Linked DNA regions of Homo sapiens: region 2 is linked to region 1. Evidence: chromatin loops called from intact Hi-C (ENCODE). Cell type or tissue: gastrocnemius medialis. All regions are shown on one strand. Links, peaks and the distances in the headings refer to the core of each region. The heading gives the core; the rest is flanking DNA. Region 1 holds the start of JAG2 (jagged canonical Notch ligand 2). Region 2 overlaps PACS2 (phosphofurin acidic cluster sorting protein 2).

Region 1 (5,355 bases), core at 185-5,184:
AAGAGCCAGGGCGGACACGCGATAGCCCGCCACATTCCTCCAAGACCTCCCTGCCCCCACACCCACTGCTGCCAACTCGAGCAGAAAACACATCCTCAGGTAGCGATGTGGGGCCACGCTGGCTCAGGCCCAGGTGCAGATGACAGGCTGCGGGCCCTGCTCAGACCTGCCTGCTGCACCGCCGTGGGGGCGAGGGGCTGGGCTTCTCACAACTGCCTGGGCCCTCCCATGCCCGCCCCTGCCTTTTCCATCTGGGGGACACTTTCCCCTCTCTGGGGCCCCCCTGGTCAAGGGATACTCGGCGGGGTGCTCACGGGTTGAGGACATGGCCAGAGGAGACTGTGGCCAGCTTCCACGGGTGGGAGCTCAGGAAGCGGTGAGGATGGGGGCAGCAGGCAAGGCTGCCAGCCAGGGCTGCAAAGGTACAGCACAGGACTGGGAGCCACACACGGCAGGCCCAACTGGCGTGAGCTCGGCAGGGATTGCCCTCAACTCACAATCACTTCAGGGCCCAGGATACCAGGTGGGCACACTCCGGTGCCTCCTGCTGACTGGAGCCACTTCCTGGCTCCCAGATCCATCTACTCCCTGATCACAGGTCTGCATGGTGCTCTCATTCCCGCACTCACCCAGTTCCAGGCCCCCAGCACAATGACCAAGCAGGGAAGGACCTCTGGGCACCAGGGCAAGGCCGTGCTCCAGGCAATGAGGTAAGGCGCCCGAGGCCTGGGCCTGCCCACCTACCACTACCCACCTGCCAGCCCACTGGGATGAGTACCTGTTTCCCAGTGACACTGGACCCCTACCACCCCTCCTCCCAGCACGCCCAGGCCAGGGCTCCTGCCTGACTGGCCACCTGCCAGGGGAGACCAGACAGCCCCGACTCAGCTTCTGCCCCTCCAGAATAACAAAACCAAAAAAACCCACAAACAGGGCAGTGCCACAGAAGGTCACTGCACCAGGATCCACTATCTCTGTCTCTGAACGATCTTGGGTCACCATCGGGGGCTTCTGCCGACATAAGCGTTAGGCGTTAGGCTCTCCCGGGCCTAGGTCCCACGGCGCCCGCCCGTGCCCCCCAGGCATCCAGGAAACTGCAGGGCAGGCGCAGGCTGGCCACGGGCCCGGGGCGGCTCAGTCAGGGCCTGCCCTAGACCAGCCCCAGCACGCGCTGCGCACATGCCACCGCGGCCTGCCCGGGACCGGGGCGCCTCGCCTCGCCTCCCCACCCAGACAGACACGCGCAGGGCGACGCAGGCACACGCCGCACACCGCCGCGCACGCGGGACGCCGCCGCCCCGCCCCCGCCGCGACCCCGCTCCCGGTGGCCCCGGGGCCCCGGCGCGCCCACGTGGCCAGGCGCGGACCAAGTCCCCAGAGCACGCGCCCCCTGCCGGCCCCGCCCCGCCTGGGCGCGCGCGGCTCGCACGCAGACCCGGCCGCAGGTGTTGGGGGTCGCGAAGCGCGCGGGGCCGGGGCGCGGAGAGAGAGGGAAGGGCTGGAGCACGAGGGATGGAGCGCACGTACCGGCCAGGCGAACTGGAAGGGGATGACGACGAGGCCCGGGTCCTGGTCGCCGCCGGCCCGGGCCCGCGCCCGCGCTCGGTCCCCCGCAGCGCCCGCCGGCGGCAGGTAGAAGGAGTTGCCGCCCAGCACGGGCGTGGCGCCGTGGCCGTAGCTGCAGGGCCCCGTGGGCGTCACCTTGGCCTGGTACTCCTTAAGGCACACGCGCACGTACGTGTCGCACTCGTCGTGGCCGCAGCCCCCCGCGCGCGTTGTCCGGCCGTCGCCGTCACAGCAGGCGCCGCTCAGCAGCTCCCCGTTCACGTTCCGCAGCGCGCTCAGCTGCAGCTCGAAATAGCCCATGGGCCGCGCCGCCTAAAAATAAGGCAGCGGGAGAGCGGAGGGAGGCGCGGGCCGGGGTCGGCGGGCCGGGCGCCAGGGGTGGGGGAACAGGCCCCGCCGCCCCGCCCCCACCCAGCCGCGCCCGCCCGGAGCCCCAGCCGCCGCGCGCAGCCTCGAGGGCTTCCGAACCACGGCGGCCCCAGGCAGTGCCCGCCCGGCCCCTAGGGGCGGCCCGGTGTGCCCCGTCCGCGACCCCCGCCGCCCCCGCCGCCCCGCTCACCTGCACCCAGAGCGCCAGCAGCAGCAGCAGCCGCCGGGGAAGGCGCCCCCGGCCCTGCGCCCGCATTGCCCCCGCGACCCGCCCGCCCGGCCCCGCCGCCGCCGCCCGCGCCCGGCTCCCAGCCGCCGCGCCGGCCTCCCAGCGCCCGCCCGCCCTCCGAGCGCCCGCAGAGGCAGCGGCAGCGGCAGAGGCGGCGGCGGCGGCGGCGCGGGCGGGGTCGAGCGCAGCGCCGCGGCGCGCGGGCCTGGGCGGCGGGCGTGCAGGGGCGGCGGCAGCTCCGGCTCGCTGGCGGCCGCGCTCCGGCTGCCCGGCCCGGCTCCCACCCGGCGGCGACGGCGGCGGCGGTGAAGGCAGCGGGTCCCGGCCTCGGCTCTGCGCGCCCGCGCTCCCGGCACCGCAGCCAACAAGTTCGGAACGAGACTGACAGCTCGCTCGCCCATTCGTCACCCGCGCACCTGCATATGCATGAGGGGGCGGGGCCGCGCCGCGGGGTGGGGCCGGGGGGGGGTCCGGGGGCGCCCCAGGCTTTAAAGGCGGTGGAGGGCGTCGCCTGCCAGCGCCCCGGCCCGGCGCGCGCCCCCCAGGGCGCCCGGGCGGCGGGGGCACGGGGCCTCGGGGTCAGCGCGGGCCGCGGGGGCCCCGCTCACACCTCCGCGTGAGTCGGCGAGGCGTGCGCCGGCGCCGCAAAGCTGCCTCCCCTCCTCCGCCTGGGCTCCTGCCGGGTGTCAGAAACCGGGGGTGGGGCGCCCCGAGGTTGCCGTGTGGTCCCCTCCCATCAGTGCGCCACCGCCGCGCTCCTCGCAGTCCCAGAGGAGATGCCGCCTCCTACTCTGATCAGGGCTCGGCCCCCACGCGGGGTGGCGCGGCCCTGGGGCCAGAGCCGGGCCCAGCCCCTACTGCGCGCCCCCCACCTCCTCCGAGAATCTCCCCTTCTCCGCGCCGCTCCTACCGCCTCCACGCCGGCTGCAGGGGGCGCTGCGCCCCTCCGACGCCCCTGCCTTCCCCTCTGCGAGGCGCGCTGGTCAAGCAGCCAGTCAACAAATGCTCCAGGGTGCAGACTGCTCAGCTCGGCGCTGGCGTCGAGGTAGCCAGGCCATGCCCTCAGGAAATGCTCAGGCCACATTCCCCGTTTCCCGCCTCTCGCCCCCCAAACTCAGGTCTGGGCTTGGGGGGCGAGAGGCGGGAAATGGGGAACAAAAGTCGGCAGTGCCTGTCCCTGAAGGCTACCCCGAGAGAGGCCTCCCACTGCTGCCCTGGTCACCAGGCTTCCACACCCCATCCTCTGCGGTCACCTCCTTGCCCTCTCCCTGGGTGACCTCGCAGCTCCTCCACAGGGTCAAAACCAATGGCACCTTCCTCTCCTCCAGTGAGCACGGTCCTTTCCAGAGCTAGGGGTCACCTTGGTGGTTAAAGATCCCCATATGGTCCAGAGGGGTCCTCAACCCATCCCCATGATAACTGAGCTGTCTTCTCTCCCCCTAGCTCCTCTCGCAAATTTGCCCTGTGCCCGGAGCTGGGTGGCTGTGCAGCCCCCCAGCCTGGAGCAAGTCACTGCCACCATGCTGCTGGGGCTGAGGGCTGAAGGAAGAGAGCTTTGGAGGCACAGGGCCTGTGAACACCCCATGCGCAGGGTCTGCCTGCTCCATCCCTGTTTAGCAGCTCCTCCAGGATCCAGGCCGCAGGCTCAGCTGAAGGTCCCTAAAGGGGTGGGTGGGAGCCCCCCATGCCCACCTCAGCTGGCTCTGCTCAGAGTGCCCACCCCAAACTTGGTGGTGGGTAGGCTTCGTGGGGATTAAGACACAAGCCAGGATGAGGCCCGCACAGAGACCCCCACCAAACAAGAGAATCCAAGCTGTGTTCAGAGCCTTCCAGTTGCCGCCTTCCGGTGTGTGGGCGGTGATTACCGCCTACGGGGGGAGGGGCTCCCTGTGGAGATGCCACCTCTCCTGTGCTTTGGCCTGGGGGCAGGTACTCGGGTACTCGAGAGAGGGAAGCCCCAGGACAGAGAAGCCCCCTGCCCGGCTCCAGAGGCCCAGGGCTCCATCCCCACCTGCGCCCACTGCCCCACTATGGTGGGGGAGGGGGTGCTGGGTGCCTCTGCTGGGCACTTGGCCAAGTGGTGAACAAGGGAGACTCCGCCCCTGCACACCCTCAGGAGCCCCCAGCCCGGGGGTGGACAGAGGACTTAGACAAGTCATACAGAAGCTGGCATAGGGGGCCGCCAGAGCGTGGACGGGCATGGGTCAGCCAGACCTCACGATGTCCATGAGAGCACCCAGGTCAGGAAGGTGGCCGCACCTGCCCTTAGGAAGGAGGGGGACATAGGAGGCATCGGAGAGGGGGTCCCTTCCCTGCAGGAATTTCAGCAGCCCTTGAGCCAGAAATGCCAGGCAGCTGGACCCTGGTTTGAGTTTCCAGAAGGCAGCAGTGGGAACCCTCGCCCCTCATACATATTTCACAAAACACATTTGCCCCCTGCTGCACCTTGCTGGGGTGAGGGGCTGAGATCAGTGGCGGCCAGGGCTCCAGCCCCAACCCTCACCAGACCAGGCTACCTGGTCTCTTCTAGTAAGGGACCTCGTCATTGTTCTGGGGCCCACTGGACCACAGCACCCTCCAGCCTCCCAGAGCCACCCGTCCCCCAGCCTGGAGGGCTCCCACTCTGAGCGCTGGGCGGTGCCCAGCTTGTATGCAGAGGGCAAGGGTGCAGCTGCTCAGCCTGGCCAGGGGCTCTGGGCCCATAGGGCAGTCCTGGGGACCAGGCTGAGGACGGGCTGCCAGGGGTTTGGACAGAGCCGGCGAGGCTCCAGAGTAAGCTGTGCTTCCGCTGGGTCCTGCAGTGCTAAATATAGCAGACGGGGAGGGGAGTTTCCGGTTACAACCCCCCCTCCAGTGCCGGGAAATCAATGCCAGCTCCATTAGGCCCGGCAGCACTGCCTGCTGACCCACCCCATCGGGCTGCGGAGCAAAGTGAGGGGCTGGACTACACCCAGGTCCGGGTGCCCTGTCACCTGTCCCCTCAGTGCTTCAGGGGCCAGACCCACCTGGTGCCTGCGAGAGGTCCCTCTGAGGTAGTGGGAGGCCTCTGCTGGTCAACCCGGAGGGCCCATCGCACTCTCGTGGTGTCACCAGGCAGGCTGCTGGTAAGGGCAGCACAGCAAGGCTGCTGTGGGTCAGGCAGAGCTCCTGTCCTGTGAATGTCCTGCTGGGGCCTCATCTGGGTAGAGTGA
Region 2 (5,355 bases), core at 207-5,206, 160 kb after region 1:
TAACTACCTTCTCTTTCTGTTTGTCTGAAGATGTTTTAGTTTACCCTCACCCTGAGCAGGGCGTGTGCTGGTTGTACGATGCTGGGGTGGTGTGTGCTCCTCCCACAGGTCCAGGCAGGGCGTCCCTGGCTTTGACTTCCAGCTTTGCTGTAAGAGGTCAGCGGCCGTGACAGGCTGGAGGGAGACGTCTGGGTGGCTTTGTGGTCATGTCATCGTTGCCAACGGTCGTCTCATGGTGGGTCCTGGTGTGGGTTCTCTTGTGATTGCCTGAGTCGGGGTTACTAGACTTGCTGACTTTGTGGATCGATGATTTTCATGAGTCCCGGGAAGCTCTCAGCCACTTTTTCTTCTGCTGTTGGTTCTGCGCTATTCTCTCTCTCACCTCTGGAGCAACAATTGGACGTGTTGCTCTTCCTGCCGGATCCTCCACATCCATAGATGCACTGGGTGGTGTCAGTGGGCGGCGGCTGGCTGGGGCAGTAGCCTGTCTCCAGCCCTTCCCCCTGCCTCTGTCCACGTGCAGGGGCGTCTCCTCAGGACGCATGTTGCCTACTGACCGCTGCCAGCCTGCACGAGACTCTCACGGCGGGACCCTGTCTGCCTTGCTCGGTGCTGCCCAGAGCCTGCACAGTGTAGCTCCTTGGCGGACGTTCCTGTAATGGAACCAGGATGTCATGCCAAGGAGTGTGGTTTCATTTTGAGTGGTGGGGAAGTCGCTGGACTATTTCAAGTGTGTGTATTTGGGAGAGCAGTGCTGCTGGAGTGGTGGACCACACTGGAGGTGGAGATTGCCTCAGGGTGTGCAGGTGGAGATGGGTGGGAGGTGTCGTGCAGGGCTTGGGACAGGGCTTTCGGAGGTGGTCTGCAGTGATCCAGGGAAGATGGGCTGCTCTGAGGGAGGGGCTGAGGAAGCTGACCTGGGCAGCCAGTGGCCTGTAGGCTGGGCAGCACTCGAGCTGGGGCCAAGGGGCAGCAGGACGGTGCCCGTAGCCCTGGAGGCCTTGGGGATTCGGAGGACCTGGCCCATCGCCGTGGCCTGCACGGTGCGTGCACACCGCTCTGTCCGCGCAGGCTGTGCCCTGCTTTCAAGATGCCTGGAAACCTCTGGCAGCTCTGTCCTGCTGTCAACACTGGAGTCACATGTCAGTGGGTCTCCTGCTGGGGACTGGCTTTTGTGCAGGAGATGGAGGGCAGGGGGCTACAGTGCCCTTGGACTAAAGGATGCTTTCCTTGGATCTGGGCACTAGAACCAGCCCTTTCCCTCTCTCTGCCCAGCATTCTCAGCATGCGTCTCAGGAAGGTTTGATGGAGTGGGCAGCTGCGGTGCTGTGGCGGGGTCGGGGGGCTGCTGCAGAGAGCGGGTCTGCGGTCAGTCACAGTGACGGGGGTCTCTTTGGACCCTGTGACTTGTGTGTGGTGGTGGCAGGCAGTGGCGTTGCCGAGACAGGGTGCTCAGGTGCAGGTGGGAAGGGGTGGCAGGATGGAGGTTGTACAGTGCTTTCCCCAGGACCAGGGGGCAGGGTGTGGCGTGCTTATTCCTGCCTGGCCGTGGAGGGTCTCTGTAGGACAGGCTCCCGCTGAGGGCAGCCCTGAGGCCTGTGAGCTGCTGGCCCCGCAGGGTGGCTGGGCCTGGCTGGCTCAGCAGCTGCTCTGAGAGGCAGCCCTAAAAATAGCCGAGCGCTGAGAGGCCGTCCCTTTCTGCTCCGCAGGCGCGCGCCGATGTGTGCTCAGCTCAGGCCGACTTAGCAGGGTTGTGAGAGTGATGAGAGCGTGGCTGCTGGTCATGGTGCTGGGGTCGTCAGCAGCTCCTCGAGGGCTCCGGCCTGTGGAGGCCGGTGGCGCCCCGTCTCACCCCACGGATGGGGGGCAGGCTCTCCAGGAGCCCCAGGGAGCACTGGCTACTGCTGGGCTGCTCTCAGGCCCGGGACATTCATGGCCGTAGCCCCAGGTCCTCTGCATGGTCAGGGGCCATGCTGGGTCCCCTGGGGTGCAGATGCCGCTCAACAGAGGAGTCAGGACCCAAAAGGGGCAGAAATGGGCAAGGGAAGACACTGGGGAAGGGGTGGGTCTGCCCTTCCTGCTGGGGGTGCACACGGGCCTGGGGCTGAGCAACCCGCTCTGGGCCTGGCTGTTCCGCTCCACTGCCCCAACCAGCCTTTCCTCAGCACCCCCTGGCCAAGCTGTGGGCACCCCCTGCCCCCGGACACAGGCAGCACCTGGCCAAGTGCAGAGACACTCCAGCTGGCTCTTCGCCTGTGTCCCAGCCCTGAGGGCACCGTCGTAGGGTGGTGGGACGGGGGGGGGCTCGGACACAGTGGTTGTGGAGGGGTCAGTGCTGTGGCTCGGGGTGGGGTGGGGCTGGGGGAGGGTTTGCTTCAGGGTAGCGGCTCTCTTCAGGGGTTCAGCAAGGAGACAGATGGGTTCTAATGACCCCTGAGTCCTGAGACAAGGTGGGGTGAGCTGGAGCAGGGGAGGGGACTTGGAAGGGCCTTCAGTCCCCATGCAGCCCTTGCACAACCTTTCGGGCCAACATCCTGGGCCTTGCTTGGCAGAGGAGTTTGGGATCCACGGGCTTGAGGCCCAGGTGGTCAGCTCGCTCGGTGCAATGCTGTGTCTCGCATTTCTGTCTCTCGACTGCCCCATCCAGCCCGTGTCCTAAGAGCAGCTGGCAGCAGCCGCCACGCACAGGCAGCTCAGCTCAGCAGCCCCAGGAGCCAGGTGTGTCTTGAGCTGGGCAGCAAAGTGGCCATGCAGTCCAGCCTCCCTTCAGCCTTCCCCAGGATGCCTTTCATCTTGGGGAGATGGCCATTGTGGGGGTGACCAGCACTGTCCCTTCCCTGGCAGGCCAGGATGTGGATCCACAGCGAGGCAGACCTGCAGATGCACATCCCTCTTCTCAAATGCTGTTCTTGTTCTGGTGAGCACGGGGAACGGCACCAAGCCAATGCTGATGGGAAGGGCCCTGACCTTGGGCTGCTGTCCTGCGAGCTTGGCCCCTCTGCTGGGCCCCTCCTCCATGCCTTTGTTTACTCTCCAACCTTCTGGGAGTCCCACATCTGCATCAGGACAGAGGTGACCAGGGACCAGTTGACAGCTAGGATGCCACCAGCATCTTTTGTTTAATTTGAGTCTCATTTCCCAGTGTAATTCTGTAGCTGACCTTGCAGGAGGCATTGACAATATTTCTTTATTGTATGGCCCCAGCCAGGACTTCCCTCTTTTTAGATGCAAAATAATTGGGCAAGACTTTTCATGGGCATTGCATGCTGGGCTCGTGCAGGTGTCTCCAGGGCCGCCTCGAGACCAGCGCCCGCCTCCCTGGTCCTGGATACAGGTGGGGCGGGGGCTCCCCCGCAGCAGTGGAGTTGAGACCCGCACCTGCTTCCTGGTCCTGGACACGGGTGGGGCGGGGGCTCCGCAGCAGCAGTGGAGTTGAGGCTTCCGTATGAGCTCGCTCCTGGTCAGTTTGAGGGTGGACATACCAGACATCCTGCATCTTCCCAGTCGCCCCAGGAGCGCCTCAGGAGGGTGAGTGGCAGGAGGCCGATGCCCTGCTAGCAGGCAGTCCCTCGGGGCCAGGCCTTCCTGGTGCGGTGCTGAATTGGGCTGTTCGTTCCTCTGAGCACCAAGGAGAGGGATGGCGGCTCAGGCTTCAGGCAGTGCCCGCCGGTGCCTCTAGAAGGTGCTCCGTGGTGGGGCCCGGGAGGGTGGCCCTTCCACATTCTCGGGCTGCCTGTGTGCCACCCAAGTGTCAGGTCATGAGGCCCCTCGGTCTGGCCTAGGGCTCTCCTTCCTCCCCCACCTCAAGCCTGGGGTGTGGCCTAGCCAGGGAGGGGAGCGGGAGCTCTGGCCGTGAAGACCCACCCTGAGGTCTGGGCTCTCCTGGCCTGAGCGTGCTTTCTGCTATGAGCTCCACGTTCACCCTGCGGCCAGGACTCTACTGTTCCTCCTGGTGGGAGCTGCTGTGGTGCCCTGGGTGGCCTCCAGTCACCGCCAGCCTGCCCCTTGCAGTCAGTCCTGCTGTTCCTTCGGCTCCTGCAGTTTCCAGCTTGGCCCTGGACTTCCTGTTTTTCCCACCTAGCTGGACGTAAAGGTTGTCGCGCCTTGGAAAGTTAAGTCACTACACCCGAATCGACGCACTCTTGGCTCGCCTGGCTATGGCTTCAGCTGGAAACGGAGCTGAGCGTGGCTTATGTTTATAAATACAGCACCTATCAGGTCCAGCGTCGCTGTCTCCTGCGGGAGGTGTCAGCTTTGGGCGTGAAGAACAGCTGCAAGGCCACAGGGCCAAGGGGTATCTCACCAGCTGGGAGGCCGGCGTGCCTGACCTGGCCACACAGAGCGAGCCTCAGAAGCGAGGGGGAAGGAGGGCAGGCCTTGGGGAGGGGTCCAGGAAGGTCGAGAGGCTGCAGTGGTGGTAGCCTGAGGGGATGTGCGCGGCCAGGTCAGTGCCTGCCGCTACTGCCTGCTGCGCTGACTGCCTGAGCACTGGGGATCGTGGGCCTGAGGGGCGGGGACCTTGGCTCCCGTGGATAGCTCCTGCACCATCCTCTTGCTTCTCAGACCCTCGGCAAGTGGTGACAGGGGGCTGGGGTGGAGTTGTTCTCCTGCCGTGGTCCTGTCAAATGGTGCTGGGGGCGGGGCCAGGAATCACAGCAGGTGTCTGCCGCTAGCGCTCGGAGCCTGTGCTGGGGGCAGGGTGGTGCATCTCATGCCTCTGCCGCTTGCTCACTGTACTTGCCTGGGGAGGATGTGGCAGGGGCAGAGGACAGCTGGCCAGGCTCTTGGACTGCACCTGACTCTGGTGGGCTATCGAAGGTTTTGGAGGTTTCTTTAATTAGCAACATGATATCCAGAGATTGCGACTGTGGCTCGAGCGGTTCCCTGCCAGGGAGCAGGACCATTGACAGCCGAGCCTTGACTCACCGGCCCAGGCCACCCGAGGGGCCATTGACAACTGAGCCTTGGCTCACCGGCCCAGGCCACCCGATGGACCATTGACAGCCGAGCCTTGGCTCACCGGCCCAGGCCACCCGAGGGGCCATTGACAACTGAGCCTTGGCTCACCGGCCCAGGCCACCCGAGGGGCCATTGACAGCCGAGCCTTGGCTCACCGGCCCAGGCCACCCGAGGTTTCACTGCGGATTCTATCAGAACAGTGCCTCCCCCCAGGATTCGTCAACCTTCAGTGGACCAGGCCCTGCAGTGGTTCCAGTTATTCCCTGGGAAAATTTCCAGCACTGATTAGGGGGTGACTCTTGGTCAGAGGTTGAGTGTTTCCCTAGGTGTGGAGGTGCACGGAGAAGAGAGGGGTGCAGTTCTTAAAGGACACATGGCTTATGCCACACCCCCTGC

Evidence for each region. Hi-C counts contacts between places; a loop is a spot of excess contacts. Peaks named below come from ENCODE experiments on the same cell type or tissue, not always from the same donor. Only the 100,000 strongest peaks of a DNase experiment are listed, where the experiment ranks them.
Region 2: it touches region 1 in a loop (2.0-fold over the local background); 1 of 110 quality-filtered maps calls a loop at or near these places.

What each region holds. Positions count from the first base shown.
Region 1 is chr14:105,166,230-105,171,584 of GRCh38, forward strand. It overlaps JAG2 (jagged canonical Notch ligand 2), which reads right to left and starts at 2,547. Exons shown (of 26, transcript NM_002226.5): 1 at 2,126-2,547; 2 at 1,528-1,878. The coding sequence starts at 2,191. RefSeq lists enhancers at 1,269-1,768, 4,417-5,253. In gastrocnemius medialis, for the core only: CTCF peaks have their summits at 3,089 (motif pointing right) and 3,289; DNase peaks (open chromatin) are centred at 1,158, 1,838, 2,552 and 4,962; H3K4me3 peaks cover 1,974 bases; H3K27ac peaks cover 4,255 bases.
Region 2 is chr14:105,322,875-105,328,229 of GRCh38, forward strand. The region is part of intron 1 of PACS2 (phosphofurin acidic cluster sorting protein 2); the gene reads left to right. Among named protein-coding and RNA genes, the nearest start is that of PACS2, 11 kb to the left of the region's middle. RefSeq lists enhancers at 46-555, 5,144-5,355. In gastrocnemius medialis, for the core only: no CTCF peak of the experiment used is centred there; DNase peaks (open chromatin) are centred at 1,667, 2,607, 4,237 and 4,697; H3K4me3 peaks cover 1,074 bases; H3K27ac peaks cover 5,000 bases.